Linked DNA regions of Mus musculus: region 2 is linked to region 1. The links are chromatin loops, found by intact Hi-C in ENCODE. Cell type or tissue: heart. All regions are shown on one strand. Links, peaks and the distances in the headings refer to the core of each region. The heading gives the core; the rest is flanking DNA. Region 1 holds the start of Plcb4 (phospholipase C, beta 4). Region 2 overlaps Plcb4 (phospholipase C, beta 4).

Region 1 (12,621 bases), core at 6,459-8,958:
TTCTAACAGTTCTGGGGAACCATGCCCAGATGGGCAAGGGGCAGCAGGCAGTGGACAGGATAGTATTTAAGTCAAATCCTGTGCCACCAACTTCTACTTTAAGGAATCAAGGGGCCTATCTGAACCCCTGCTGGTGAAAAGGAGAAACCTGAAAGTAAGGGGAGGATTTCCCTTGGTCTGAGTTCAAGTGCTGTGCAAGGTATCAGAACTGCCCTAGTATGGACAACTGCTTATTACAGGCTCCCTCTTTGTGTTCTTGTTCCTATAGGCATTATCTTTATTCTTTTTCCTTAAAAAAAATGTACTTTCGATTAAAACAGAATTACACCATCAGCACCTCCTTTCTCCTTCCAGGAAGAAAGGGCTCTCTGAGGAACCCTTCCTTTCCTACAGACATTTTCAGTGTGAATCTCTCTAAAACCAACCATCCATCCATCCATTCATCCATCCATCCACCCATCCATCCATCAGTCAATCTGGTCATAACCTTGCTTGACAACTTCCAATGGGCTCACAGGGTACTTACTTATAAGCTTTATGTTCAAAGTCCTTTCTGTGTTCTTAGAGGATGTGACTCCCAACTGCCCCAGAATTCTCAATTCTCCTCACTTTACGCCTCGGTGAGACACCCTGGTTCCTTCCTGTTTCTGGAACAGGTCAAACAAATTCTCACCCTAGCTTCCTGCTGTTCCCTGCTGTGGACAGGCTTCTTCCCAGACATTCACCTTTCCCTGTTCATCCAGGTTCTATTCAAATGTTAAATCCTGAGGGCGGACATCTCAGTCCCAGTCCAAACTAGCAGTCTTCCCTGCCTATTTCCGGAAGTTCTTTTTCATTTCCTTTGCCCATTTTAACGTGTCACTGGCTGTCTCTTATGATAGTATATAACTTCATCCAGGAAACGACTTTGTCTTATGTTTACCTGAGAGTCTTGGGCAAAGAGTAGTGAGTGTGTCTGGCACAGAAAAGCCTTTGAAAAGTGTCTAAGAAGCCATTAAGGAGTGGGAAAAGGAGCCGCCATGAAATCATATTTCATTTAGGATTCAGAAAGCTCCACTGTTCATGTAACATTGAGTGGTAACAGGCTCAGTGTTAGTGTGAGCACCTGATGGAACACAAGACTACCGTGAGCTTTTTTTCCCCCCCATACGTAAAATGAAATGTTTAATCTATAAAACTCGGAGTGAACTCTACGGTAGAAGTCTAGATTTACAGAAGTTTGTTTATGTGTTGGACCTCTTTGAAATGGCCATTCTGTTTTTCATAAACTACTATAAAAAGCGCAGTGTATGAAGTACTATCTTAAGTTGGGACTGGCGTTTCTTGCTGCTGGAGTTAGCAGCTTGCTGTATGAAACCCATGCAGAAGCATCTTGTGTGTGTGGCTGCAGCGAAGAACTGCTCGGCTGATACCAGTCCCAGGAGCGCATCCAGAGAAAGGTGAGCACTCAGTAATTGTTTCAGGCTATGGTGTGTTGGTGGTTTTGTTAGCCATCAAAGACCAACTAATTAACTATATTTGAGTATATTATGTACTAAGTTCTACTGCTAAGAACTGTCAGTCACATAAGTGATAGCTTCTAGCTCCCCTTTCTGGGGATAATATTTGAGGCACATAAGACATACAAGAGAAGGCCTGAAGGACTGGTTTGAGTTTAGCTATACTATTTATTGGCTGCTCAACCTGGGGCAAATTCCTTACCCTTTCTGAGCCACAGCTTTCTCACATGCAGGGAAAGCAGGCCTAAAATACTACCCCAAGCCCTCAGCTTACAAGCAGCAATATCAGAATGAGTTGTTAGAGATGGAGAACATATGATTTTACTTCTGTCTTGTCTAATGAAAATCTGCATTTTAAAAAGCCTTTCAGGCAGTTCATGTGCCCGGTTTGCGGCACTCTCAAAAGCAGTCTTAACACACTGGCATGAAGACCCTGACCAGTGCAGTATCAGCTTTCTCTGGCATCTTTATTCTCTTTTTAACCTTGGTGGAAAAGCTGATCTGGCTTAGTGAATGTTTCTGTAGGTTTTGTCACAGACAGGCAGGCAGACACTGCAGAAAAACCTTTTTCAAGGCTAACTTAAATCTGAAGCTTTGTGTTTGGCTAGAGAGTGGTCAGTAGCTCTCAGTCCATCTCCCTTAAATTGGTAAATTATTTTTTTCTTTCTCGTTTTGAGACAGGGTTCAGGTTGGTCTTGAACCGACTGTATAGTTTAGGCTGCTCTGTAAACTAACTGGGATTACAGGCATGTACCATCACACATCACACTAGTTGATCAACTTTTGGTGGTTATTTTCTTTCTATCCATGCTGAAACGGCCAGAATGAACGAAGGGTGCGACACTTTGGGGTTTTCAACTGCTGTATCCACGGTGCCTGGACTGTTCCTTTGTGCCTACACTTCTGCCCTCTTCTCCATTTTTTTTTTAAGCTAACCTCTAAACCGACCCCTTTCCTCTTGACCCGCCAGCCCAGTTCAGGCAGCTGAGCATGCCCAGTTCAGCCGCCAGCATGGGCCCCAGTCCCCAGTGCGCAGGTGCCACGTCTCCGGGTTTTGGTGGCCGCCGCCAGGCAGGAGAGGGAGGAAGCCGAGTGGCCTCGGTAGGAGGAAGCCCTCGGGGAGTTCCGGAGCGGCTCCAGTGTAGGGTCTCCACAAAGGGTGACGCTGGATGCACATGGCCAGGCCGCCTCAGCAGGACTTCGGGCACCCGGGTGTCGGTTCAAAGGACAAGGAGAGCTGGCCACAGCGATCCCCAGCATCCCTGGAACCGAAGTCTGGGGGGGGGGGGTGGAGTGGGGTGCACGTCTCAGGATCACTTGGGGGAAGACTTTGGAAATCACTTTCTGGCTCAGTGTGAGCCCGTTGTAGTACTTCCTCCGGCAGATTGTTTTTCGGGCTGAATGAATAAAATCCCTGTCTCACAGTGCCTGCTGCAGTGTACAAGCTCTCCGTGTTTGTTCAATGTAACATAGACGAAAGCGCAGTTCCCGCTCCCCGCTCCCGGTTCTGGCTGGCTCGCACCCCCTCCTCCCGGGCCGGGCACCCGCTGAGTCCGTGGCCAGCGGCGCGTGGTGTCCCGCTGCTGGCTCAGCTCAGTCCCCACGGGCGCGCGCCCAGACCCTGCACCGGGAAGGCGGCGGCGGCGACCCCGGGACAGCCAACCCCCACCCCGGCCGGCCCGCGCGGCCCCGGTCCACCCCCAGCCCCGCCGGGCGCCGCACTGGGCATGCTCCGTAGCCCGGCAGGTTGGGGCTGCGAGGCGACGGCTTGGGCTCCAGAGGCAGCGTCGCGGCCGGGAGTAGGGGCGGCGGGCCCGGGGCCGCACGGGGCCCGGCTCGGCGGGAGCGGCGGGCGGGCGGCGCCCTGGGCAGCGGGCGGCCGAGGTGAGCGCAGCGGGGAGGCGCTGGCCGGTGGGGGGCGGAGGCGGCGGAGGGCGGGGCGGCGCCGGAGGGGCTCGGCGGCCGCGGCGGCGGGGAGGGGGTGGCGGCGCGCGAGCGGCTCAGGAGCCGCGCCGCAAACAGGCTCTCACACGCGCGCACACACACACACACACACACACACACACACACAGACACTCACACGCGCGCGCGCGAACACAGCGGGGCTCCCGGAGGCGGCGGTGGCCGCATCCCCGGCAGCGACTCGCCTGGAAGTGACAGGTAGGAGAAGGCGCTTTGGGTCCCGCCCGGGGATGCTCCCGCCGCTCCCAGCCCGCCGGGCTACTCGGCTTCCCGCGGGTGCGTCCCGGACGCGCGCGCGCGCCCCCGGTTGCCCTGCCGGGGACCCGGTGCAGGTGCGGGGTGCGAGGCGTCCTGCGCGGGAGGCAGGGGACCCCGCCGCCACCCGCCTCTCCGGCAATCATCTGCTACTGGGTTTCCTCTGCCTACCCGGACGTTCACCCTCTTCTGCGCTAGAAATAGCTCGGCTCGACGTGTATATGATTATTTTGGTTGGAAATAGTTGGCACTGTGCAACGCATGTAAATGTGTGTGCGTGTGCATCTTCAGCGTCTTCTGGGGACAGCTTACGAATGATAGACCGTTTCCAGTTGACACTGACAGGCTAAGCGCTCCTTCAGGACAGTATCTGGGCCTCCTAAAAGCATGTAAAAGAACATTGCTTTATTTTCAGAAGTTTAAAGTTGTTTTTTCTTAGTCAATTAGAAATTGTCTATATTGTACAATTTTTGAGTTTAGACTCAGTAAACTACTGAATCTAAGTGTGAAAACACAGAATTTTCCAATTGAACAACTCTAGAGTTATAAAGCCAGCATTTCTAGAAAGGCAAATGTCTTATATTCCACAAATATGCATGCATTTGAGATATGACTTTAAAAAAATAACCCTAAACTTCTATAGTGCTTCTTCCTATTTCTCTAAAGCAAGGGGCTTGAGATTTAATTTGGGGCAAAACATTCATGGACAGTCGCCATCTTTTGAAGTAGAAGTGGGATGCATAGTGGTCCATAAATTTAAATTATCCATTGGTGGAGATAATGTGTTGAATAAACATGGCTAGCAGTAAAGTCCATGCACAGGCAGGTGTATAATGCTTTGAAAAAAATTGAATTTCTCTTTTAAGGAAAAATCAGACCATAAAATAAAGATGACCAGGAAGAGCAACCAGTGACTTTTTACCTGGGTGGACTCCCAGGATCTCAGAAAGTGAAGAACTACTCTTTAGGGTAGGAAGATGTGTGTGTGTGTGTGTGTGTGTGTGTAAAATTTCAACTTAATCCTTTTAGTATTTTTAAGACTGATGTTTTTAAAGATGTGTTTGAACTGAGAACCGAATATTTTGAACCCTTCAAACTTTAATATCCTAAGTTGCAGAGTGATACAGAGGATGAGAAATTCCTCTCACTAGGATTTTGTGGTGTAATCCCTGACTGACTGTGTTATGTAATCTCGAATTTTTCCCCCACAGAACAGTCTTGCATAGTTTTCAACTGGTGTATTGATCTATTATATCATCTATTTTTTTTTTTTACACTGTAGACATTTAATACATGACTGGTGTCTTGGGGAGAACCTCGTGTAAGAAAAAATTACTTTTAAAATGGAATTTCACTTTCTGAGCGTTTTTATGTTGGTGAAACTGGTTTGACAGAAGGAGTGCATCTTCACATGTAACAGTGTGCTGCAGAGGGCTGAGTGTTGGCCTCCCAAGTGTGCTCTGCTCCCCTGCCCCCTCCCCGCTTTTATTACTCAGCCATCAGAACTTAGTTTTGATTTAGCTTTGATGATATCACTACCAGCTCTGAATTAATCGCTGTGGAAATGCTGTTTTACAAGTAACTGTCAAAACAGAATTTCAAAAGACTCCATTTGATCACAGAGAGCACATTTACATCTGTTGGAATAATTCTACTTTTACTTTACAAATGCACACCCACGCAGGAGGGCTTTGTGCTGAAATATTCTCTTTTCCGAGCTTTATATTTGTATCTTTTAAAATGTGAATGATGTTAAAACTTACATGCCTCGGAATCCAGGCTTCGTGCTTACTTTCATAGCTGATAGGGAAATATGGGAATTAAAAAAAAAAAAGAAAGGAAAAACCCTTAAAGCTTTCAAAAGAGCTTTTTAAGAAGTGGAGTTTAAAGGTTTGTATCACCCTTGAAACCTTTCATCCCATCCCCAATAGAGACCAATGGGTGCTGGTGCTGCTAATATATTTGTTTATCCTCTTTCCAAGAATCTAGCTGCTTGTAAATCAATTTATACTGCTGATTTTGTACAACATGGTACATCATTGGCAGCCCTAGTGAACGTGCTATTTTCTTAGGCTACTACTAATTTGTTTTCGATTTTGGTTCACTGGGAATTGAATGACTAAATGATTGCCTTGCGTTCCTGCCTACCTGCCCTTCATATGAAATCGGGTTTATACACGATTGTGATGTTGTATGTGAACCCATCACAGTGGCATGTTATGTTGTGACAGGCTGGGATATAAGCTTCTGGGAACAGTGTCTTGTTTGTCACCCCCAGTTTTTTAGGTGCAGCAGGCAAAACCCAAATGCCAGAATTGATGAATTGGTGGATTTTTATAAAGTTAATAATTAGCTGCCACTTTTTTTTTTTTAAATTTTAAAGTCTTCAGTTGCAAACAAATTACATATATTTGGACCAGAGCAGTTAGGTAATAGTGCTATAGAAAGGAATAGTTTTTGTAATTTTCACACTTTCAACAAATGCCTTGTTAGTGAACTCAGCTACTTTGGGGAAATATTACTTGATAATGAAAATTGTGAGGCACACTAGGACTCGTTTCGTGTCATTTGTGACCAGTTCCACTGCTTGCTTACTATCAGGGATGACACATGCTTTGAAAACCAGATCTTGGTGAGTTCCATAAAAGCAAGATGCGCTGCTTCTGATACTTAGAATGAGGTCAAGAATCCTGAGGATATTTGCTGATCACTGTTGGTAGTGCACAGCCAGACTGCAGTTTGTAAACAGTTACTTTTCACTTCCTAAGTGAAGGAGTCTGTGGAGGAGATGTAATCACCTTGTGAGAAATAAGGACATCCCCTAGGCTGACAGGCACCTGGTTTTACTGCTCAAGTTCAAATGTTAGCCTTGTTTGCAAGGATACTGTTTAACTCTCAGGGCAGTCCATGTCACTGTTTCCCATGTCCAGGTCCGTCAGACCCAAGGCATAGAACAACCTTGCTTCTATCCCTTCGTATTTATTTTTCTGTGTAATAGTTTTTTCTTTGATAAAGCCCCACCCTTTAAAGAAGAACTGCTTCTTCAAGCTGTAATATTGTTTTCCAGTTCTACCTTGAGTGTTCATGCCTCTAGTTCTTTACAGCCAACAAAGAGTGGGTTGCCTGCGGTGTGGGGAGACTGGAGGTGGACTACTAATACAGTAGCGAGTAGATGGCTGAGAATCCTGCGTTGTCCATATAGTTCAGCCTGCTTTCAAAAAGTTGTCCCTGAGTGATCTTTATTTGCGAAACCCATTTCACGTGAGTGGGAACCTCACTTTCTGAGAGCCTGGCTGGGTTCTCCTCCCTTTGGATGTTGTCATTCTGGGGAAGATGTAACCAGAGTTCCTAGTGGGAGGGAGGAATGCCCTCCCTTTCAAATCTTAGCCAGGACATCATTTTGTTCAGTAGAATGAATGGCCAGTTTTAGAAAAAAAAATTCCTGGTATGAACTGGACCCTTTCTCTCCTTTACTTTATGGAAGCAAAACAGGTGGACAGGATGGTAGGTCAGAAGAGGAGTTTCCTCTGAAGACCTCTCACAACTACTATCCATAAAACCTGCAGTGAGAATATGATACACCGTGTGAGCACAGAACAGTCTCTTTTCCCCTTTTCTGGGAGTCTCCCTCACGGTTCTCACATGATCTCTTGGGGAAGTCCAACTCTAGCTACCGAGAGGCAAATCATTAGTTTAGTACCCAGCACCCTTGTAAAGCCTTCTTTTCCTCCTAAACAATTAAAGGATATTATTTGGCATGAATGAACTAAAGTAGCCATTTCCATAGAGGCAGGAAGAACGGGTAACTCAGATTCAACTCAAGTGGCCGATCCAGAGAGAACACAGAACACTCATTCATGTTAGACAGCTCTTTTTCCCACCTAGATCAGAGGCCTTCACCTCAGTAGATCCATATCACCGAGGTCTGAACATAGTCCACGAATATTGTTGGTAGGTCCTTAATTTTTATCCATATCCAAGTGACAATTCCAGCGTGAACTAGAACCATTCATTGTTAGCCTTTGCTGTTCAGTGGGTTGAAAAGATGTGCATTTCAAATGAATTCACTTTGTTTTGTTTGTTATTTTTTTTAGATTTATTTGCTTTAATTTTATGTGTATGGGTATTTTGCCTGCATGTATGTCTTAGTATCATGTATGTGCAGTGTCCTAAGAGGCCAGAAGAGGGCATTGTTTTCTCTAGAGCTGGAGTGACAGAAGGTTGTTAGCCACCACGTGGGTACTGGGAACCCAATCCTGGCCCTTTTGGAAGAACAACAAGTGCTCTTCTCTGCTGCACCACCTCTCCAGCTCAGTGTGAGTTCATTTTAAAACTTGTTATTTTGATAAATATGATTCATTTCTGTGGTACTTATAAGTATTATTTAATTTCACACATTTGAAATATACTTAGAAGAGTCTAGAGTGTTTACCAGACTGCAAAACTGGAACCCAACCCCTACAATGTGAAGAACATTGGCCTGAGACATGGTCACTCTCAGAGTTGGTGGGTGGATAGGTAGGGACTCGTGCTTTGGGTTTTCCTTCAGGAGTAGACATTGAGAGCTTAAAGTGCTGGAATCAGCCATCCCTGAGTTTCTATCCTGACAGTGTCCTCTGTTGGCCCTGTAGTCCCAGGCATCCACTCAGAGCCTTGGTTGACTCTCTCATTAATACCCTCCTCCCCAAGCCCTTGGTTAAGGATGGTGCTGGATGATGGTGATTGGTGCTGGGAACAGCATTTCTGTTGCTGTGACAACCACTCTGCCCCTTCTCCTACTGATACTACCAGGATCACTACCCACAATCTCACTTTGCTCCATCAGGGTAGAGGGCATTGGTTTGTTTGTTGGAGCCATGTAGAAGCAGCTCATTTAAAACATGTAAGACATACTCGGAGTTCCATCTGGCAGTCAGGGAATGTTCCAGTGACCCCCACAGGCTACCTCCTGATGGCGGATCTTCCTCTGGACTCATCTCATCCTGTGACTGCATTTGGGTAGAGGAATACAACATTGCTCAGCTCTAGTAGCCTTAAAATTCCATGAGTGTGGGATTTTGAACTGTAATGCAGGAGCCAGATGCCATCCCCAGGGCCTCTGTGTCCTCCAGAACGGCTTAAAAAGAGACCATATTAAGCAATTTAGCTTTAGGAGGATGGAAACATGCATGAGAAGTGTTTGGGGACCACTGATGTTTAGGGGCACATGGTGCCTCCTTTGCTCCCATGGGCATTAGTGGGAGCATTCAACTCTTCTCTCATAGTCTCAATAACAACCTTAGTAAAGGGGAAACCAAACCAAACCAAAACCCCCAATCCAGATATTTGTCCAGAACTTGAAACATGCCACTCCACTTCATTTCATCTTTCTAGACACTTTTTTTTTTTTTTTTGCAGAGGTGGGGTGGGTGGGCTATGGAGTTGTAACAGTCTCTTAGGTTTACATTGTTGGAGAACTTATATTTGGGAGGCTAATCATGTGATGGGTTTAGAGTTGGGATTGAAATCTAAGTAGATTGACACTGTAACCTTTTTTTTTGTTTGTTTAGTTTTTCGGTCTAGCTGTGTAGCACATGCTGGCTCCAAACTTCACATCCTCCTGTTTTAGGTTCTCAAAGGCTGGGATTATAGGGAAGCACCATGTTAGCCCAGAACTCCAACTTTTAAATCACGGTTCCATGTTACCTGTAGTCATGTTACCTGTAGTTGGTATAGTGCATGCTGCAGAAGTCTCTCTCTCTCTCTCTCTCTCTCTCTCTCTCTCTCTCTCTCTCTCTCTCTCTCTCCCCACAAAACATGGCGAGGCAGTTATTTTAAGTGGCACGGCTAAGATGTAACAGATCTGGCAACTGCTGTGAAGATGGAATCGGAACAGCAAGTTGAGGATGAAGCCGTTTCCTAGTCTCGGTCTAGGGGTGTTTGTTGATACAGTTGCATGGTCTGGAAGGGTGAAGCAGGGGATTAATTGACGATAACATGGGCCGAGGACTAAGAGTGAAAATCTGGTATCATCTTTTCTTTGGCTTTCGGAGAGATCATAAGGGCGAGGGCCTGGAAGGACCGAGAAGTAAGTGTATTATGTGAAATTGCCAAATAATCAATAAAAACATTAAGGTCAAAAGGAAAAGTAAGGCCAGCTGGCAGAGTTCAATGGCTTCAGTGAGATTGCTGTGACCTCTGGTTGAGGAGCCAGGTAAACCACATACACAGGTGCTGTTGAACAGGTGTCAGGGACCTTAGGCATGGTGGCCTGTGTGTGTCCCTTTCCAGGAGGAGCTGCCAGAGGAGTCTGCCACTGCATGCACATTTTATGGTGAAGCGAGGAATCTGAGTATCTGGAACGTGAAAGTCCCTCATTTGAAAGTGCTTGGCTGGCGTTGGAGAGCTGGTTCAGGGTACTGGCTGGTTTTGTGTTTTCTCAGAGGACCCAGGTTCTAAGGTCCTAGGAGCTTAAGGACCAGGACCAGGTCCTAAGTCCTGGTGACTTAGGACCATCTGTAAGTTCAGTCTCAGGGGATGATGCTGTCTCTGGTCCCTGTGAGGACCAGGTACATACATAGTACACAGCTATGCATGTAGACAGAAACTCATACACATAAAATAGGTAAGTTAAGTAAACTAGGAAGTGCTGGGAAGTTGGGCTGAGGAGACTGCCCAGCTGGTACAACGTTTTCCACATAGAAATGAAGACCTGAGACAGAGCCCAAGGGCTATGTAACAAAGCTGGGAATACTGGGGTTACTCCAGAGAATTCCCGAGCCAGGGAGGTAGAGACAGGCAGATCCTGGGGCTTGCTAGACAGCCAGCATGGAGCAGTCAGTCATCCCCAGGCTAGTGAGAGACCCTGTCTCAAAAAAAACCAAAGCTCAAGGATGTTGCAACTGAGGAATGACACGGGAAGTTGACCTCTGGCCTCCACTTGCATGCACACAATCCATGTTATTGCCAAACTGGACACATTTGTGGCAGGAATTCAGCCTGAGAGTTCCCACGTCGGTCCTTTTGTCAAGTGTAAGTTCTCAGATGCACTGTGCCCTAGAAAATGCCATTAGTTTTATTTCCTTTTTCAGACTTTATAATTGTCTTTTAAAAGGGGAGGTTTTAAAATTCGTGATATAGTCTCCTTTATTTTAAATGAGCACAGAGTTCTGAATATCTGGCTTTTTTTTCCTCACCCCATTTTCTTTTTTTTGTTTTTTGTTTTTTGTTTTTTCTAGACAGGGTTTCTCTGTGTAGCCCTGGCTGTCCTGGAACTCACTCTGTAGACCAGGCTGGCCTCGAACTCAGAAATCTGCCTGCCTCTGCCTCCCAAGTGCTGGGATAAAAGGCGTGCGCCACCACTGCCCAGCCTCACCCCATTTTCTAAGGTACCAGCAAATATTCAGAGTTGGGAGAGGAGGGACATGGTTTTCAAGCTCACTACTTGACAGAGCTTTGAACTGTGATCAGTTTACCATAGAAAAACGAGTGACTTCCTTTATTACAGGGTCAGAGAGGCTCTCTTGCCTCTGTCACTGGCTGAATTCTGCAAATCATGGGATATCTCTCCCTGTCTTGACAGTTGCAGTGTTTATCCTGAACACTGAGAAGTTAGATCTGTTTCTGCAGGCAAGTATTTCAAGGCGAACCCACCCTAATTTTTTCCTCCCAGTCTTCAATGGGAGATCACTTTGGGTCAAATGGAAATGTAGCCCTTTGAGATGGGGTTCTCCTGTATCTACTGATGTTTGGTTATTGATTACATAGCCAAAGCCCTCTCTGGAATTTAAATTTTTATTTTCGCTGGCTTCTAAAATGATGTAAGTGAGCTACTAATATGTTCCAGTTGAAGTGACAATGCAGAAATACAGAAGCAATATGTAAAGTACTCTTTCCCACCTACACCCTCCCCAGATATAACCATTGGCAACAGTTGCAAGTGTCTCCCTCCTCCTTTTGTCCATTCATTTACATACACAAATACATATACGTGGTTCTCTTGTTATATAAATTGAATCATACTGTACATGCAGATGCATTTTTATTATATAAACTGCATCACACTACATTCACTTTTCTTAGACTTGCTTTGTCTTCATAACTGTATCTTATGATAATTTATTTATTGTCTGGATACTGGTTATCTTAGCTTTGTAACACTGTATACTGTCTGGTAAGACATAGAATCTTGTTGGGCTTTAACAGCGGGCTTTAACGGGTTTCTCATGACCGTACAGTGAAATATAGCAGATTTCTTTTCATTATTCTTCATGAGTTTGTGTGAAAAATTTTTTTATTACTAAAATCCAAGAAATAGAATTGCTTGGTCAAAATGGCTTAATCACCTTTAAAATTCAGAGAAAACACTGTCAAATTGCCTTTTTAAAAAAGGTCCTCGATAGAATTTCTGTCTCAGAGAACCTCAGGTTATGCATATAAATGGATCTTCAAAACTGAAACATAGCCCAAATTGCTACATGGCTTTACTAGTTCAATTAGAGTCAGTTATATTGTATACCCAGAAATGACTTTAGAAATAAATCATTTACTCATTTACTTAAACTCCAGCTAAGGGGCTAATGTGAAAGCCCTTTAATAAAGAGATATTTTGTGGAATCAGAGTGGTTAGCTTTGAGACTCTAGGCCTTCTCCAACAGGGACATGCCTTAAGCATCATGAGTTTGTGTTCAGAGAAGTCAGGGCCCCTAGGGCAGATGCACAATACAGATTGATCCTGACCTTGGGCGATTTAGCTCATTTGGGGTTAAGGATGCAGTGACGGTGTACGCCCAATCCCAGCACTTGGGAAGCAGAGGCAGGTGGATTTCTGAGTTCAAGGCCAGCCTGGTCTACAGAGTTACAGAGTGAGTTCCAGGACAGCTAGGGCTACACAGAGAAATCCTGTCTTGAAAAACCAAAAAATAAA
Region 2 (12,621 bases), core at 5,936-8,435, 96 kb after region 1:
AAAACATTAATCTGAAGTGACTTTCTTCAGGTGTTTTATGAGGTATATAAGAGGTAATATAACCACCGTGTTTAAAGTGGTTAGATTAGGTTACATGCATAAATAAAGGCATTTTAAAGAAGTTAATGATAGCTGGGCATGGTGGCGCACGCCTTTAATCTCAGCACTCGGGAGGCAGAGGAAGGAGGATTTCTGAGTTCAAGGCCAGCCTGGTCTACAAAGTGAGTTCCAGAATAGCCAGGGCTATACAGAGAAACCCTGTCTCGAAAAACAAAAAAAAAAAACAAACAAACAAAAAAAGAAGTTGATGATAAAGGAAAATTATGCGAAGAAAACAATAGAGGAGATAACAGATTTGTATTTTGTATTCAAGCACATTTTAAAATTCTTTACGTAAAATGACTTTGATTTAAATTTGCTGTGGTAAAATTCAAGAAAACATCAGTTCTTGGGACACTATGTGAATCACATAGGATGTTAACATATTGGAAGAATAACATGCCTAACTGTAAATATGCATTTGACATCTGAATCTGTCAGCTTTCTAATGCTTTGACAGTAATAACCCTAAAGACAAGAAGGCTTGTTTCATCCTTGGGCTCAAAATTAGTTATCCCCCTGTTTTGGGACTGTGGCGTGGCAGAATATTATTTGTGGTGAAGAGGTTCTCTTGTGATGGTGGCCAGGCGGTGGGTGGATGGAGGGAGAGAACAAAGAAATGGATGCCTAGTAAGGCGGGGGACAAATGTCCAGTGTGGCTCTGCCTCCCAAGATTAGCCTATGCAGGTCTGAGCTCACTGTGTGGATAGTTCCCTCAGGATGTGGTCGCCTCTTGATTGTATCAACAGTTGGAGGCCATAATGCCTGAGGGGAACATTATGTATGGAATCCACAAAAATATCAAATGGGTAAGGAAGGCAGGGCCTCCTCCTTTCTGAAGGTGCTAGCCCTTGAACACAGGGCCCCACACTTGCTTGGCAAGCCCTGCCACTCAGCATCATTCCTAGCCCATAGCAAATTCTAATCTTAGGAAGGGAAGGAAGACAGTTATAATATGGAATTTAGGATAGTATCTTTGATTTCCTCCCTCCTGGAAAGATTACCATACTTCTCATTTGTTGGATTATTTTATGGAACAAAACAGAAAAGGGTTTTCTTTGCACATGCACTAGATCCACGACGTCACAGTTCATAGGTCAGAGGGCTGTGTTAGAAGGTAATTCCTCTCTAGGTATATATGTAAAACACTAGTGATCTGTTGATGCGTCTTTCACATTAAACTTTGTTCCACTGCATGTCTTCATGATAACTCTATTCATGATGTCTCTCTCTCCAGTGAGATAGAGGGATCCCAAGTGACAAAGCAAGTCACAAAACTGCCGCTTCAGTCACACCCTATAGGGATCCTTAAAGTCCTTCCCACGTGACAGCCATTCAGAGTACGTTTTAATTCTGCTGTCACTGAATGAATCTCATTGCGTAGTGACCATAAATGAATGTATTTAAATAGGAAGCCTTGCATCATTACCTTAAAAACAAAGTGAAAGAGGTGGAGTTATTCAGTGTGAAGTACATGCTGCCTTGTGTCAAAACCCAGAGTGGAAATGGAGGGACTCAGGGAGGGAGGGAGGGACAGGGATAGAGGGTTTTAGAAACTACACCATGTCATCAGATCAGAGTTATTGGTCCAGCTTTCTGGAGTGGGGTTCTGGGCTTTCCCCACTCAATCTGCAAACCACTGAACATTGCGGTCTATCAGTGGGAGTGATTTTCATACTTTGGAAGTAGCTTGTCTAAAACATGAAGATCCATTGTCTTCAGAATTGCCTAAGGACAGTATGGCTGAGGGGTGGTGAGGGGAATCCGGTCTGTGTTTTCAGTCAGGCCATTTAAAGATGCTGCATGAAGTATGAGCCTTAAAGCTCCATTGAAACATTAAATAACACTTCTGGGCTTCTTTGTGGAGAGGACTATGGGTGAGTTCTATTTAAATTACCTCTGAGAAGTGTGGTTGCCCTTTAATGTTAAACCAGACTACTTAAACAGTAGTTTTACAGTAATCCTGTGTGATCGGAGCACATAGCCCGTGATGCACTAGAGCACTTGCAGACTCAGGCCAGAGACACTGGAAATAGCTCCTCTTTGGTTTGAAGTTGACAGTCTCTGAATAGGTGGAGTCTGTGGTTAATACAGGATTATTCGAAAGTGACTGTGCAGAAAAGGGAAATTGTGTCTTTTCATGTGCCAGGTTAGGATAAACAGTTTATCATGTTTTCATATGATGGGAAGGGGTTTCTGTTAGTGTCCAGGTTTTCGTATAATTTATGGATATAATCAAGACTTATCCATATAAATAGTGATTTAATCTACATTTGAAGTTTTTACTCAAATCTGATCATATAATTTCCTGAGGGGGGTGGAGGGAGGAGGGAGAGAGGTGGGTGGAGAGTGGAGGGGAGGGCAGAGATATTTTCTTGTGTTTATGACAGGGTCTTATCCTATATTGGCCTCAGATACACGGTGTAGTCTGATCCTGAATCTGAGATAGCAGGTAATGCATTGATAGATGTTGACCCCAGTGATTTGTGCATGTTAAACAAGCCCTCTACTAATTGAACTATATCCCCAACTCCTGATTATGTCTTTGTGGAATCCTTCACATTCTGCAAATCCACCAGTTTCTATGATTCATATGAATCCATATTCAGATGATGTATAGACAATAGCTCTTTTATCTCTCCATGGGCATCCTAGGAATGGAGAGGTTTCAGCTTGACAGCGTATTAACAAGTTAGAGATGGTGAATGTAGCAGACTTAATTCATGCTTAGCGTTCCTATTTTCAAGATAAGGTTGTACATAGGTATTTAGTATCCATATCTTGCATCATAGCTGTAAGCAGGTACCCCAGTGTTAAGTATGTCTTGCATGCTTGGTAAAATGATTATCGTTGTCTGTTTACTGTGCTGGTGAGCATCTGGAAGCTTCTGATAGGTCTTTAGCTTGCCAAGTAACTCCTGGTTAGGAAAAGAAGGTGGTCATATTCCAAATATATATAGGGACTGTGTATGCACACTAAAGCTCTCACAGGCTCTATGTCACAAGGGGCTGCTGCTGCACTGTAGCCTGGAAGTGTGGTATGATGGTTATACCACCTTTGGGTGGGAGACCCCACACCACCTCGCTGGCAGATTTCATCTGTTGCCTTCTGAGCGCGGAATAAAGGACTTCAACCACTTCACTTCTCTTAACAGTGCGGCTGTGGTTTATGTAGAGGTGACTTACATCGTCTGCTCTGCCAGGGCTAGGTTTTGGATCCCAGCTAGTTGGCAGTGTGTCCTGCTTTGGACATGAGGTGGGAGCTGTTCTAAGTAGTGAGATCATCAAGGGTACACTTGATGTTTATTCTTTAGTGTATACTAGTTTATTCTTTAGTGTATACTAGTGCCCAGTAGTGCCAGCACACAAATTATGCAACTCATGCTTGAAGTCTGTGTGTGTGTTACAGATTTCTTTAAAAAAAAAGGACCCGAGTTCAGTTTCCAGTACCCACGTCAGGAAGACTGAAACTATAGTTCCAAGGGGATCAGATGTTTTTGGCCTCTTCAGGTACCTGTACTCACATGTATATACCCACAAAACAGACATACATGTATATACATAATCTAAAAAAATAAATAAATAAAAAGAAAGCATTTCCAGCTTTTAGAAGTAAGAAAGAATGTAGAAAATTATCTTCAGGGAGTTAGTGACAAACTTCTCTTATGATTTGTTTTTATTTATTTGTGTATGTGTATATGTGCATACCTGCCACTGTTGTGTATAGACTTTCAGAAGTCGGTTCCTTTGTTCCACCATATAGGTCCCAGGAATTAAGCTCACATCATCTGTGAGGTGCATGCAGGGTTGGTGACAAACACCCCTTACCACTGAGCCATCTTGCCACTCCAGGCTGATTTTTATAATAATATTTTGATAATTGAATAAATAATATTGTAATCTGTTTTCAAGACCATGATGGAGACCACCTGTGTTTTTACTCTTTTCTCTGTGTGGGAGGTGAAGCCTACAAGAGACGGGCAGCATGAAGAAAAGCTGTGTGAGTGGCATAGTTCAATTCCACTCTTTAGGTGTTGAGGACGAGGAGAGCAGACTGTCTTCTCATGGGAAATCACTAGGATGGCGACTTGGAATAGCATAGGAAGGAACTTCAATAGTGGCCAGTCCTCCGATGGTTTGCTGGAGAGAGAGGCCTCTGGAGCTGAGGGCCAGCAGCAGGCCAGTGATTAAAACAGCAAGTGACTCCAGCAGAGGCATCGGAGTTGGAGAGGCAGCTGTCACCTTCCTGTTGCATACTGTGTGTCAGCCCATGAGAGTATGAGTATGTTAGCATAGCATATTTTTTCTGAGTTATGTCTTACTAGTTGGGCATGATAATCTTAGCGTTTGGGAGGCGGAGGCAGGAAAATAATACATTCCCCAGAAGCTTCGTCTACAAAGTGAGAATCTGTCTTTTAATAATGCCGACTTTTTATTTGAAATATCTTAAATTTTTAGGTTAAGTATCATCAGCAATTTACAAGTAAGGAAACTTAACTCGGTAAATTTGACAATTAATTCCAAGTTATATAAACGGCTAGGACATCAGCAACTAGAGTTTGAATCTGGGTCTATTTCATTTGAAATCTCAATTTCTTTCTACAGGTTTCTGGATTTTTTCGTACTTGTATTCTATGTTTAGCAGTTATCTTGAGTGGTCCATGCTTTTGACCATGAGTTGTATAGTTTTGCAGGGAAGACATGTTGAGTGGTAGACTCAAGGTGAGATATTGTCTAGCATGCTTGGACTTGCCAGAGGAGTCATAATGGAAAGATCTACTGTTGGATATCTGATATCTATACTGTAGTCTCAAGACCATTGTCCGTGTCCTCTAAGCGATTACTAGACAGGAATGCAGAACCTTAGGTTCCACCAGAAGACCCAGTCACGGTCCACACACTTTACAATGTCCTCTGTTGATTTATGTACAGCTTGCAAATTGAGATGCTCTTGTTTAAACTGCTGTGATTGCAAGGTGCCACCATGAATTCCTGTGTAGCTGAGCTGATTCATGGGCATAGAGAGCAATTACTGTATATTAAAGTTTACTGTGTACTTGTCATAGAGTTTCTTAGTAGTCTAGTAACCTTTTTAGGTAGATAGTTTTTGTCTCTACCTAAGAAATGAGAATATTGAGCAGTAGAAGGTTTCTATATTGTTGAAAGTTAAATGTCTGATTCCAACCAAGATGAGTCTGATTCAAGTACAGTGCTCATAACTACCCCATTGGTGATGGGGGATTATCTTTAAGTTTCGAGCTGTTGATTGCGAGTCTGTTAACAGTGATAGCAAAATTTGACTTTGAGCACAAAGCATGGGCAATCCAAAAATTGTATTCTGAGAAATACAATTTATTTTTGTGATTCCAAATGAAGAGATAAAAATCAAGTCAGGCCTTCTGAATAGTCACCATTCTTTCTGTTGAAGGCTGCATGCTTTTCCTGAAGTGCAGTGACATGTTCAGGTAGGAGCTGGAGGGCTGGTGTACAGGTTAAGAGTGCTGAGTTCAGTCCTCAGCACTCCAGCTAGGTGACTCCCAGCTACCTATAAGTCTAGTTCCAGGGGAATTTGACACTCTTTTCTGGCCTCCAAGGGCACCTGCATACATAGATACACACATAAATAAAGATGAAAATAAGCCCATTAAAAATACTAGATAACCTTTAACTCCAGCATTCGAGAGGCAGAGGCAGGAAGATCTCCAAGTCTGAGGCCAGCTTGGTCTATGCAGGGAGTTCCAGGATAGCTAGAGCTACACAGAGAAACCCTGTTTCAAAACCAACCAAACAAAACTAACAAAAACAAAATCCTAGGTACCAGAGAATTTAGAAAGAATATTGTCCTGTTGTTTCTGTTTTTTAAAGCTAATGTTTTCTCTCCCTTTAATGACAGTTAGTAGTAAGATAAAGTTCAGAAGTGATATTATTATTAGAATTTAGTAGCTCTGCATCTAGGCATGCAGTGAGGTGCTTAGAGCAATGAGCATCAGGAGTCAGAGAGCCACTGGCGATGATACAACCTAGTGATATTATTATTAGAATTTAGTAGCTCTGCATCTAGGCATGCAGTGAGGTGCTTAGAGCAATGAGCATCAGGAGTCAGAGAGCCACTGGCGATGATACAACCTAGTGATATTATTATTAGAATTTAGTAGCTCTGCATCTAGGCATGCAGTGAGGTGCTTAGAGCAATGAGCATCAGGAGTCAGAGAGCCACTGGCGATGATACAACCTAGTGATATTATTATTAGAATTTAGTAGCTCTGCATCTAGGCATGCAGTGAGGTGCTTAGAGCAATGAGCATCAGGAGTCAGAGAGCCACTGGCGATGATACAGCCTCAGATGATGCTGGTATGTTCAGTTAATCTTTGCTATGCTTGTTCTTCCTTCTGTGAAATCGTTTTGTTTCATGACCACTAGGTAGATGACCCAGGTAGACCAGTTGGATGTGATTTTTAGCCTGGCTTCACTATGTTGTACAATAATGTTCAGTGATAATTTGTCCTTCATCCTTTCTTTCCTGTCCCACCGAGTTGACTGATTATACTGCATATCATTTTTAGAACTGATTTTTGTGATGTTAAAGGGATCAAGGACACCACTAAATAACAGTTTTTGCTTTTAATTTATAGATAGCTGAGAGCTAGAGAAAAAGAATGGTGTGATTATTATTTTTTAAATATTTTTGTGTTTGAAATGAGTGGAAAAAGGAGAGGAGGCCTGCGCCTCTACCTTTCAATAGTTTTATTTATCATACCACAATAAATAAATATCCTTATGCTTTCTTACGATTCTCAGTAATGATGATAATGAACACCAAGTTAGATGTACTATTTAGAATGGCTAGGGCTAACCATGCTATGTGCACGTATCCAAGAGAACTGGAAAGACTGGTATTCACTCTAGAAACGCAGCTCATTTGTGCACACAGGCTCTGCAGTGTTAATCATAACAGTAGTGCATCTGGTTGAAGTGTAGTATCAAGGAAGTTAAGCCCTCTGAATCAATTCACTGTTTAAGAAGCCTGAAAGACATATTGTCCCTAGGGGAAGAAGTGGAAGTACTCTTACTTAACACAGCTCTAAAAGCAGCTGTTGTTTCCAGTATTTGTCTGATGCACAGGCCTTTGTACTGGTGTGCTGCCAGGGACCAGCCTGATTTGAGCCAATTGCCCACCACAGCCAATTTTATGTTACTCGTTACCGGTTTGATATCATCAAACCTGGAGCTGGGAGGGTTGTGGAAAATTATCATTTGTAGGGCTATGCAGGATGCTTAGCAGCAACTAGGGGAGGGGAAGTTGACACCCAGAGGGGAGGGAGTGAAAGGAGGGTGGGAGAAGAGGAGGGAGGGGACTGCTACAGAACTGTAAAGTAAATAAATAAATAAATAAAACAATGAAAAGAAAAAAAGAAAGCTCACAAAATCCCATCCTGTATTAAAGTCATTTTTATACAGTATAAAGATACTTGTTTTATTCCAAGGTTCTCGAGTATAATGAGTAATAATGGACATAGTCTTGATTCCTGAAAAAAAAAAACAAAAAACAAAAACAAAAGCAAGCAAACAAACAAAAACCCCAAAACCAAGAAACTTGAGGTAGACTTAACGAAAACAATAAGGAAGGTAGGAGTGGGTATGGCCACAGGACTGCACTTCCAGGACCCCAGAGGTTGAAGGGCATTCCTAGCTACTTTGTGAGTTTGAGACTAGCCTGTGTAGGAAACAAGGGAATGAACGTGAGGTGAGTGGGAGGCTTTTGTGGAGAGCTGTTGTGTGAAGGTGTCTCGTTTTTGTCTGAAACTGTGAAAATGAACGTAAGTGTGGCAAAATTCTTAAATAGAAGAAGTGGTTTAAATCCTGGTATTAAACCTCAGAGGGATAGCTGCCAAATTAAGTGGAATGCAGAGAAATCAGAATCATCGTTAATCCCAGTACTGATAAGACCAGGGAGGCGGATCTCTGAGTTTGAGGCCTTCCTAGGGTACAGAGTGAGTCCCTAGGACAGCCAGTGCTAAATAGTTGGACCGTGTCTGCTGCGGGGGGGGCGGGGGGCGGTGGGGGGATCACCGTCTGAAAGTCCCAACAGTAGAGGGTTTGCGTGGTAAAGGGCAAGGCAGAGTCCTTGGGTGGAGGGCAGAGCTGCAAGGCTGCTTCTCACTTCTTCCACAGGTGCTTGTCTATTTCTTCTTTTCCTGTAATTTGTTTATGTTGTGTTTTTTAGTTTTCAGAACTTTTTTTGTGGTAGCAAGTCATTATTAATGTGACTAGCAGTATGAAATTCATCATTCGTAGAATTTATTAGTTTTAGAGAGTATTTATTGATGCCAAGATATGCGATTAAGATAGCACTCCCACGCTTCCCTCTTCTCCAATCTCTTGGTCATGTTCCTCATTTTTCATATTGGCAAGAAGGGTAATGCTTTTATTATGCTCAGAATACCATAGGTTATAGGCTTTCAGTTCATAATTAAATATATTATGTTGCAAACGCCAGAGCAAAAGAACGTACAAACAAGGAACGCAAGAAAATACAGCAACAGTGCAGAGCTACATGGCTGCTGGGAACCACAACAGAGGGGGTAACTCACTAGATGGGAACCCATGAGCTGGCCTTCTAAACAGGGAGAAGGGCAGATGCCTCCCTGACTGGCAGCAGGCCAGAGGGAGGAAATTCTTATCACCTTCTGTAGCTCGAACATTCTAAATGAACTCATGTTACTTTCACAAGGAGTTTTTAACACTGTCTTGACCTATAACCAGTTAATGGCACCCAGCTAGTGGGTGTGGGTGTGGCCTCCTCTTTTGCAGCTGGGTGCCCCCAGTAATCAGGCTGAGCGCATACCTCAGTATGCTAGAGCACTGCAGGGCAGGCCTTACACACACCTCAAGCTTTTGGCTTTGTGGTTTTTTCTGGATTCTCATGTGCCCTCCTGAGGAAAGTGAGTTCAGTTCGATTTTCCAGATTAAAAACACGAAGATTTTTGGGAAATTAGGCCATTGGCTCGACATCCTATAGGTTCCCTAATCATTTCTTGGTAATGTTATATTTAAATTATATACATGAATATATATAATTTTATAAGCTTTATTATTAAAACCCATTGCAGGTAAATGAAAACATACACCAATATTAACTAGACCAAAAGTCCATGAAACTCAGAGAGCTCTGTCCGTGTAGAAAAGGCATTCAGAGTAGAAGCTTTGACGCCTCACATTAAATTTACGCTTTTAATATTGAACAAACTTTATGCATTTATTTATCATTAAAAAAATACATGGCAGACTTAGCATTAGGAAAACAATTAGCTTTTGGTCCTCGTTCCTAACCTCGCTGTCCTCTTCCTTAACAGTCAGCATTTCTTGCTCTTTCCTTCCTTATTTTAAAAATAAAATATTATTTTCAACATATGATAGTATTTCTAATAGAATATTTTATTTGTGATGCTGTTTATTCAGTAGAAGCTATATTTGGGAATTAAAGATGTAGTATTTGTTTCAAAAAACAAAAAGACAGGCTTTTAAGTTAATTTTAAAATGAAATGTATTATTTAAAACTTTGAAGATAAAAAACAGCTCATACCATAATTAACAAGACCTAAAGGTCCACCCACATCACTGAGCCTCTGTATCATTTGGGTAGCCATCCTGGACGTGTGGCGCTTCACACTAGATTCCTCCTGTTTGGTAGTGGATTTGTGTGTAAAAGTACATTTCGATAGTTAAGTATATAATATGTGTTCCTATTAGAAAATTGGAAGCGGAAGTTTTCAATTTTACTTATTTTTTAATATTTATTTATTTAATTAGATGTGTGAGTGTTTTGCCTGTGTATATATATGTTTGCCCTGTGTTTGCCTAGTACTCCAGGAGGCCAGAAGAGGACCCAGGATTTCCTGGAATTGGAGTTAGAGGTGGTCATGACCTGCCATGTGGGCATTAGGAACTAACTGAGCCGGGGTCCTCTATAAATGCAACATGATCTCTTAACTGCTGAGTCATTTCTCCAGCCCCTATATTTAAATTTTTTTTAAATGAAAAAAAAAAAAAGGATGATGCTGGGGCTTGAACTCAGGAACTTGTATGTCTACTAAGCATATGCACTGCTGTGGAACTTCACTTCTGTTTTTAAGGAAGGTGACTGGAGAGAACCTCCTGGGTGGAACCTTGTATTCTGCAATGGGTGACCACATTGCCACCCATGTTCTGGAAGGTCTGTCCACATTCCTGTCTTTCAATTAGAACGGTAGCTGTGTGGGGATTGCTGGGGTTGTGTGAGGACTACAGGATGCTGGGGCTTGGGACACATGAAGTGCTTGCAGTGGGAATCAGGTTTGACAGTTGGCCTCTGGGATGTGCACCAGTCTGGTTGAAATGTGCACATATGGATGCAAGGTCTATTACATTGTGTTTGGATGGTGGTTTTCAAGATTGCTTCTGACTTGGTTTCAGCATATGTGGTGCCCACTCCAGAGGGTCCATTAGCTCAGTGTCAGTCTCTGACATTTAGCCTTCAGTATTTGAGGATAACAGGTTATCATAACTCGGCCTCATGCCCACTGTGGCAGCTGCAGTGTCAAAGGAGATACCAATTCTTGTGAATGGATACTATGTTATCTCTCAGATTTGCCATTTTAAAGTAGTCAGTGGCCATGGTGGTTACTAGCTGGTATTGATTTGACAGGACCTAGAATCACATAGGAGACAAACCTCTGGCTATGCTGTGAGGGATTGTCTTGATTAGATTGAATGAGATGGAAGAGCCACCCTTAGGTGGGTGGCATCCTGCCCTAAGCTTGGGTCTTGAAGGCAGAGAGAGGAGGACGCTTACTGACAATCACCATTCATTGCTCTGTTCCCCCTGATGGTGGACTCAGTGTGATCAGCTACCTCAGACTTCCGGCACCATGACGTTTCTCTGTGAGCAAAAATATCTACTTAAGCTCCTTTTGTCAGGTAATCTGACAGATTACTGAGATATTAGTCATCCAACATCTGTACAGCAGGCTTTCTTTTCATATGCCAGCATTTGGGGTGAAAATGCAAAAGATACTTAGGCTCTGAAGAATGTAGAAATTGACCATACTGTTTTATCAGAGCTATTATTGCATGTTGGGACATAAGAGGGACCCAGTTCCGTGACTTTTTAAAGATATTATCTCAGTGTCATCATGGTGAACTAAAAGTTAGCAAATGGAATGTAGAGTTATAAGCGTTTCCCAAATGGTATTGTAAATAGAGTTCTCCTTGGATATTCTCAAATGAAGAGGCCCAGGATTAAATAATTCTGGGAAACAAAGCATGAGACATCCCATCTAATCGATTCATCGGCAATATGTAGTTATCACACTCTAGAAATCTCGCAATGTAGAAACCCATTTATAATCATATAGGCTAGTTGTTGTAAAATTTGACCTGAAATATCGTTATGCATTCTGTATTATTTGGTAGTTTGGAAATGCTGACATGTTTACTATAAAGTTAGCACTTACAGATGGGCACATCTGGGGACTTGGATAAGTATATGCATTAGCTTGTTTATTTAACATCGAGGTGTATTCCGCGTGACAGAAAGTTAATTCTAGAGCTTCTTTTAGACAGGAGTTCACAGTGACTTCTCTTTATACCGCCAGACACTTAGGACTTACGAGTTCTATGTCCTTTTTGACACCCTCAAGGTACTGTAGAGGAGGAACATGGGCAGAAGATTGGCAGGCAGATCAGAGAGAGAGTCTGAACAGGCTTTCCCATTTCCCCATGTCCTTCACTGCAGACTTTTTTTTTTCCTTTAGGGGCTAGATCTTAAGGTTTTATTCTTTTGTTTGTTTGCTCTTTTAAAGGAATGCAGGTGCAGTTTCTACATTTCCTCTTGTAATGGACACTAGTTTCTATCTAAGAAGCACTTCTGGTCCTGTTCCTGGCTGTTCTCTCAATCCAAGGCAGCGTTCCTCCAGCCTGTAAAAAGCATTTGCTCTATTTGCCGTTCTGCTTAGAATAGTTGAAAGAGTCCCTCTCAGCCGCTGTCTGTCTATTTTGTTCTGGCCAAGGGCAGTGTTTGCCCTGCCTCTCAGTCTGACTGAGGGGTGGGACTTTTTTTGTTCCCTGTTGCCATTACTGCCTGTGTGGGCTTGCTCATCCAAGACTCCTGCTCCTTCCTCCTGTTCTGGAAGGAGAGCGCCTGTCTAGAACTGACTGCCCTGGGTACAGCACCTGCCTCGGACATGCTCACAGAAGCGCATTTATGATCGGGTAAAGCTTACTCCTCTTTAGGTAAGAAAGGGTATTGAAAAGTGGTTTTGTGGGTATGGGAAGGTCGGATGGATGCAAGCAGCTCTGATAAGTTATTCTGTGCTCTTCTCAAGAGCAGGTGCAAGTAGATGCAGTTTCTTAAAACTGTGTGAATCACCCAAACCAGAGAGTACATGTTTATGAATTATTTTCTCTCTTTTCTAATACTATGACGCATTTTTAACAAAGTCTATTAGACATTATCATTTTGTACTGTTTCTGACAATAATCTGA

The links. Peaks named below come from ENCODE experiments on the same cell type or tissue, not always from the same donor. Only the 100,000 strongest peaks of a DNase experiment are listed, where the experiment ranks them.
Region 2: it touches region 1 in a loop (2.5-fold over the local background); 1 of 42 quality-filtered maps calls a loop at or near these places.

The regions. Positions count from the first base shown.
Region 1 is chr2:135,656,072-135,668,692 of GRCm38, forward strand. Plcb4 (phospholipase C, beta 4) reads left to right here and starts at 3,476. Exons shown (of 39, transcript NM_001355153.1): 1 at 3,476-3,659. In heart, for the core only: a CTCF peak has its summit at 7,880 (motif pointing right); no DNase peak of the experiment used is centred there.
Region 2 is chr2:135,752,687-135,765,307 of GRCm38, forward strand. All of the region lies in intron 2 of Plcb4 (phospholipase C, beta 4), which reads left to right. Among named protein-coding and RNA genes, the nearest start is that of Gm14210, 54 kb to the right of the region's middle. In heart, for the core only: no CTCF peak of the experiment used is centred there; a DNase peak (open chromatin) is centred at 7,295.